2 separate regions of the Homo sapiens genome follow, and region 2 is linked to region 1. The links are chromatin loops, found by intact Hi-C in ENCODE. Cell type or tissue: PC-3. All regions are shown on one strand. Links, peaks and the distances in the headings refer to the core of each region. The heading gives the core; the rest is flanking DNA.

Region 1 (2,905 bases), core at 301-2,800:
GGTCAGAGCTCAGAGGGTGGTGGTGGCCCCCGTCTTGGCACACAAGAGAGGCCTCTGTCCCAGCTCTTCTGGTTGGCACTTGAACGAACAAGGGACCTCATGGGGCAGTGAGATGGGGAGGAGAGGATGCCCCAGCCTGGATTGTGAACCTGCCTCTCCTCCCCGTACTCCTGTCCGGTCTAGCCAGCCTGGCCCCTCAGCTGTGCCAGCCACACCCTCCTTGGCAGCGCTCCACCCCCTGCCTGGTAGAAGGATAATCACTTGCAACCTGATCCTCTCCTCTGTTCTGGACTAGAAGTTCCTAGAGGGCAAGGACCCCATTTGGTGCTTAGAGCTAAACTTGGCAAAGGCACTCTTTTCTTTTTTCTTTTCTTCTCTTTTTTCTTTTCCTTTCTTTTCTTTTCTCCCCCTCCCTCCTCCCTCCCTTCCTTCTTCCTTCCTTCTCTCTTTCCTTTCCCTCTTTTTTCCTCCTCTCTCTCCCTTTTAATTTTTTTGGTTTTTTTTTTGTTGTTTGTTTTTTTTTTTTTTTTCGACGGAGTATCATTCTTGTTGCCCAGGATGGAGTGCAATGGCACAATCTCGGCTCACTGCAAACCCTGCCTCCCGGGTTCAAGCGATTCTCCTGTCTCAGCCTCCCGAGTAGCTAGAATTACAGGCATGCGCCACCATGCCCAGCTAATTTTGTATTTTTAGTAGAGATGATGTTTCTCCATGTTAGTCAGGCTGGTCTTGAACTCCTGACCTCAGGTGATCTGCCCACCTCGGCCTCCCAAAGTGCTGGGATTACAGGCGTGAACCACTGCTCCCTTTCAAATTTTTAAATTTAATCTCTATTTACTTCTTTCCTTCCGTTTGCACCTTAATTTCTCTTTGTCTCTCTCTTTCAACAATAAACAACTGGCCAAAGGGAATTGGTTTTAATTTCTGAGTCGTTCACAAGGACCCCGGGATTTCAAAAGATCAGAGAAGGAAAAACAAAGGGAGGGAACCTCAATTCTTTCCCTGCTCTTCCCCGCTAGCGAAAGGACTGAACAAGTGAAAGAACTGTGGAAGGACGATGGCGAACATGGAAGAGCTCTAAGGAAACTGTCCTGTAGTGTGTGTTTGTGGAGCAGGGGGATTAATATGAAACTGCACACCATGATTCATGCCCTCTCAAAACTATGCATACACCTGAGTAAAGAACAGGGGGAGATAATGATCAGTAAAATCACAGCAGGGTGAGGGTAGGCTGGGGGGATTTCCTGTAATATTATGATGTCATTTTAACAATAAATACAACTAGAAGAAAAGGCGCCCGGCCAAGTGTGGGATGTGGGTTCCATGTCATGTGGGAAGCGAAAGTGGGCAGTTGGGCCCCAGAAGGGAGAGTTCTAAGAGGGTGTGGTTCCCTCTAAGGGAGGGATTTGTGCGTCTGGCGCAGGGAGAAGACTGACCAAGAAAGCCACCAAATAAACAGACCAAACCCCCAACCACCCCTCCCCTGAGAAAAGCACAGAATGGCTGTATTGGTGTTAAAAGTAAGGTCCCCGGGACCCAAGACAGGATGAGAGCCCCAACCAAAACACCCTGGAAACATGGGGCTTTTTTTCCATTTGGGCATCCTACATTTCATCTAGAGAATTCCAAGATCCCAATTTCTGAGAGCAGACCCAGCCATTCTGAGCTCTCTGCTGACCTCTGGTGGGGAGGAGCTCCCATGGCCCAGGAAAGGTTGGAAAGAGGCAGCCACCTGCCCTGGCCTCCTCTGTTCCCCACGGTCTACAGGGTCACCTGCCCTCAGCCACCACTCAGGGCTAGAAGTCAGGGACTGTGAGGAGGAGAAAGTGCAAGAAAAGCTTTAAAGAATCCTCAGAGGAATATGGGCATAAGAGAATCATGTTGTAGGAAAGTTATCAAGTAAAAGAAAATTTTTTAAATAGATGGGTGGGAGGGACGTTTACCTTAAATCAACCCTGTGTATTCAGTTTCTTTAACTTTACAATCTTAAGAGAGAGGGGAGAAAGAATGTGTATATGAATGGGGTATGGAGGGTAAATTTGATCAGAAAGAAATAAATTCCCATTGGAGGACTTTGTAGGTCCTTGTGTGGGAGGCCTGTGTGGCCCTTCTCAAATAGATGACCTCATCATTTTCCAGCTGCTGGGTGGGGTGGTGCAGGGGGCAGAAATGGAAGGGAATGGCAACGGTACCTGTTCTTGGAACCAAGGAATTTGACCCAGACACCATCGGACCCAGCTTCCCCTCCCGTGGAAACGAGGCCTAAAGAAGCCAGAAGTGGCCTGCCCCAAGGCAGTGCTGAGCCTGAGATGGACAGTAGGGGTCCCATCCTTAGAGAGGACACCTTCGCTAGTGAGAATGCCCCAGTGTGCCGTGAAGCACTGAGAAGTGGAGAGGGGTTGAGGAGGGGAAGAACTTAAAACTAGCCCTGAGGTCTCAGAGATCCTGAAAAACACAATGATACTTGCATGAATGGAAAAGCAATGATGTATCCCTAGCAAGTCCCTTCTCTGTAAACAATCATTGACCATGCACCTCAAATTCTACTTCATCTCTCCATATTGTCTTAAATGCTAACTTCTCCAGGTAGGCCCCTTAGATTTCCCTGGTGGAAACTGGAGCTCTGCTCACCTATGAACCTCTTTTCTAGCCCTTGATTGAGGTGTGAAAGAGTTTACCACCAAACTCTGCTCCCACAAAGATTCTCCCGGTGATTGGGACCCAGAAACTATTAATTATTTACCAAAGGACAACAGAGGGCCCTACCATTTGATTTCCTATACAATCTGCCATTTTGGAACAGACATTTAAAAAAATTTGTGTTGGATAGGGGGTTGGCATACCTCATCTATTGAAACTTTATAAGATAATTAAATAAGTTTTAAAGTGAGAAAGACATCCCTCC
Region 2 (2,905 bases), core at 225-2,724, 590 kb before region 1:
TTGTTCACCGCCCGTTGGAGGGTTATTGGGTTTGCCACTATATGTGTTGATTGGGTGCCGGGTGGTGTAGTCGAGATGGAATCACCATAATTTTCATTCACAAAATTCAGGTAACTGCTTGAAATAGACTCCATTTGGGGCCTGCCCTGGGATAATTACATAACGTGCCACTTAATAGTAATCAGTGAAGAACTAATTAAAGCAGGCGTTTCTCTGACAGCCATCACAGATTGCTCAAGAGAGCAGGTGAGAGCAAAGCTGAACCGCTCCTGAAGCTTCTCTGTGCTGTCAGCCCGCGGGCGGAGGCCCAGGGAGCCGGGCTGGGAGTGGCCGGGAAGGGCCCCCGAGCTTTTGTTCTCTCCAACTTGTATCTCCAAGCTTCCATGGAGACAGAGAAAAGGGGTCGTGAGGAGCAGCGGGTGTGGGGCCTGGAAGCCCCCAGGGTTCTGTTGGGCCATGGGGGGCCTGGGTGAGAGTCTCGCTCTAGACTGGAGGGACACCCCCAGCAGGCTGGGCCCGCTCCTCTCTCTGAGCTGCATCTCTCAGGGTAGGTTGGCAACGAGAAGGGGAGCTCGCAGAGATGTCACAAGGCTGAATGGGACAACACCCGGACCACAGGTGGGGGAAGCCCCCGAGACAGGACCACGCAGCCACTTGCTGGCAGTGTGAAGGGGCGTGTCGGCATGGCAGGCACAGCCTGTGGGCTTGCTGGAGCCAGGTATGACCACAGATTACTTTGTGAATGCCCCACCACTGCCCCTCCGGGGCTGAGGCTCTAGGAGCTCAGAGAGGCAGCTTGGCCTGCCTGAGACCTCAGAGCTGGGACTTGGTCAGGGGTGACACAGACCCACAGGAGAGTCGGGCCTTCTGGAATTTTCCAAACCAAATAGCATGCAAGTTTCTGTAGTGGTGGTGGAGAAGGGTGCTGGGGAGAGGTCAGTGTGAGTGGAGGTCCAGTCACAGTTCCCAGGACTGTAAAAGGCCAGGACAAACCAAAACTCGGATATGCCGAGTAAGTGCTGGCCCCGAGGGTGGAACTGGAGCAGGCAGCCAGTGTGGCTAAGCCTGAGAGGGGGTACTGCGGGCTCCTCAGACACAGATACTTCCCTCCCCACTGTCCCCACTGTCCCCACTGTCAGCAGTTCAGAAGCAATGAAAGCTGGGAAGAATGAGGGGGAAGAAATGGATGCAGTCGCCCACAGATAAGGGGGAGATGCTGAGGTTGCCCTGACCTCCTTGGATAAAGACCACACCACACTCATTTACACACCTGTTCACTTTTTGGGTGTAGGTGCCCTGAAGCCCCCAGAGAAAATTCTAGAGAAAATGCTGCTTTCCGACCAGAGAGGGTGCTGTTGCCTCACAAATGAGCTACCCAAGGATTTGGAAAAAAATTTCCTTGCCGTGATCCAAAGACTGAGAAGTTTCTGTCCATAAACAGCCCTGAAATGGCCTGAATCCTGCCAAACCCTGGGCTTTTTTTCCTGCTAGTACCCATTTTCTATACTCCCACAGGTTGGGGTGAGGAGAGAGAATTATCAGAGCTAGGGAATATTGATGATAACTGCAATGGCTACAATGTCTCACTGCCCTGTAATACTTGCAGCAGTCTGAGACCTGACCTTGTGCCAGCTACCATGTATCACAGCCAGCCCAGTGCACTGTGTGCCAAAGCCTCACCCTGTGCTAGTGCTTTGCACACATTTCCTCTGATCTCACAGTCACCCCCGGGGGAGATAGGGTTGCCCACATGTTGCAGGACCTCAGTGCTACCAGTCACTTGCCTAAGGTCCCAGGTAAGTGAGTGAAAGTCAGTCAGAAAGCTGTCATTTGGACCTGGGTCCACTTGGCTCCAGAACAAGTGCCCTTTAACCACTTCACTATGTTATTTGGGAGCTACATGGCAGGTGGGCCCCAAGCTAGACAGTGGCACGTCTCCTCCCCAGCTGCACACCTTGTTCTGTTCCGGGGGACATGTGTCTGACTCCCGCAATTGGGGAGGAGATAGGCTGACATGGGCTGGATCTTAAGGCCTAAATACGAAAAGAAAACACATCTCTCCTCTCCTATCTTCCCCGGCCTGCTTTCAGTTGTTTCTGGTCTGCCTCTCCGGGCTGGGCTTCGAGGCTCTTCTCTCTGAAATGCCCTGGACGGGTCTGCAAGAGAGAGAACCCTTGGAGAGGATTCCATTAAACAATGATCTCTGGCCAGATGTTCTGTTTTTATGCCACATTTTTTCTTTTTCTTTTTTTTTCTTTTTTCTTTTTTTTTTTTTGAGACGGAGTCTCACTCTGTCGCCCAGGCTGGAGTGCAGTGGTGCCATCTCAGCTCACTGCAACCTCCATCTCCCAGGTTCAACCGATTCTCCTGCCTCAGCCTCCCAAGTAGCTGGGATTGCAGACATGTGCCACCATGCCCAACTAATTTTGTATTTTTAGTAGAGATGGGGTTTTACCATGTTGGCCAGGCTGGTCTCGAACTCCTGACCTCAGGTGATCCACCCACTCAGCCTCCCAAAGTGCTGGGATTACAGACATGAGCCACCACACCAGGCTTAAGCCACATTTTTGATGACCTGTGGAGGCCCCATTTCCCATTTTTAGGGAAAGGAAGGACTCACATTACTGAGAAAACTTGGTGTAGGCCACTGATTTACATGGCAGTCTTCCAAAGGAGGCTAAGGTCTGGGCCCCCTGGTTCAGCTGGGCCAGCAATGAGCAGCGTTCAAATCCCTGAGTCGGGCCGGGGAAGATAGGAGAGGAGAGATTTGTTTTCTTTTCACATTTATGCCTTAAAAAGAGAGAGAGACTGAGGGATGGAAAGTAGACAAGGAGGCCATGAGCACGACTCCTTGCAAGCCTGGGTTTATGGAAAAGCATATGTCAATTCAGTGTTCACAAAAACA

The links. Hi-C counts contacts between places; a loop is a spot of excess contacts. Peaks named below come from ENCODE experiments on the same cell type or tissue, not always from the same donor. Only the 100,000 strongest peaks of a DNase experiment are listed, where the experiment ranks them.
Region 2: it touches region 1 in a loop (9-fold over the local background); 37 of 110 quality-filtered maps call a loop at or near these places.

Annotation. Positions count from the first base shown.
Region 1 is chr20:58,869,239-58,872,143 of GRCh38, reverse strand. The region is part of intron 3 of LOC101927932 (a long non-coding RNA gene); the gene reads left to right. It also overlaps a transcript of GNAS not described here. Among named protein-coding and RNA genes, the nearest start is that of GNAS, 21 kb to the left of the region's middle. In PC-3, for the core only: a CTCF peak has its summit at 1,681 (motif pointing left); a DNase peak (open chromatin) is centred at 1,673; H3K27ac peaks cover 394 bases.
Region 2 is chr20:59,454,368-59,457,272 of GRCh38, reverse strand. No RefSeq gene overlaps it. Among named protein-coding and RNA genes, the nearest start is that of PHACTR3, 150 kb to the left of the region's middle. In PC-3, for the core only: CTCF peaks have their summits at 1,149 and 1,348; no DNase peak of the experiment used is centred there.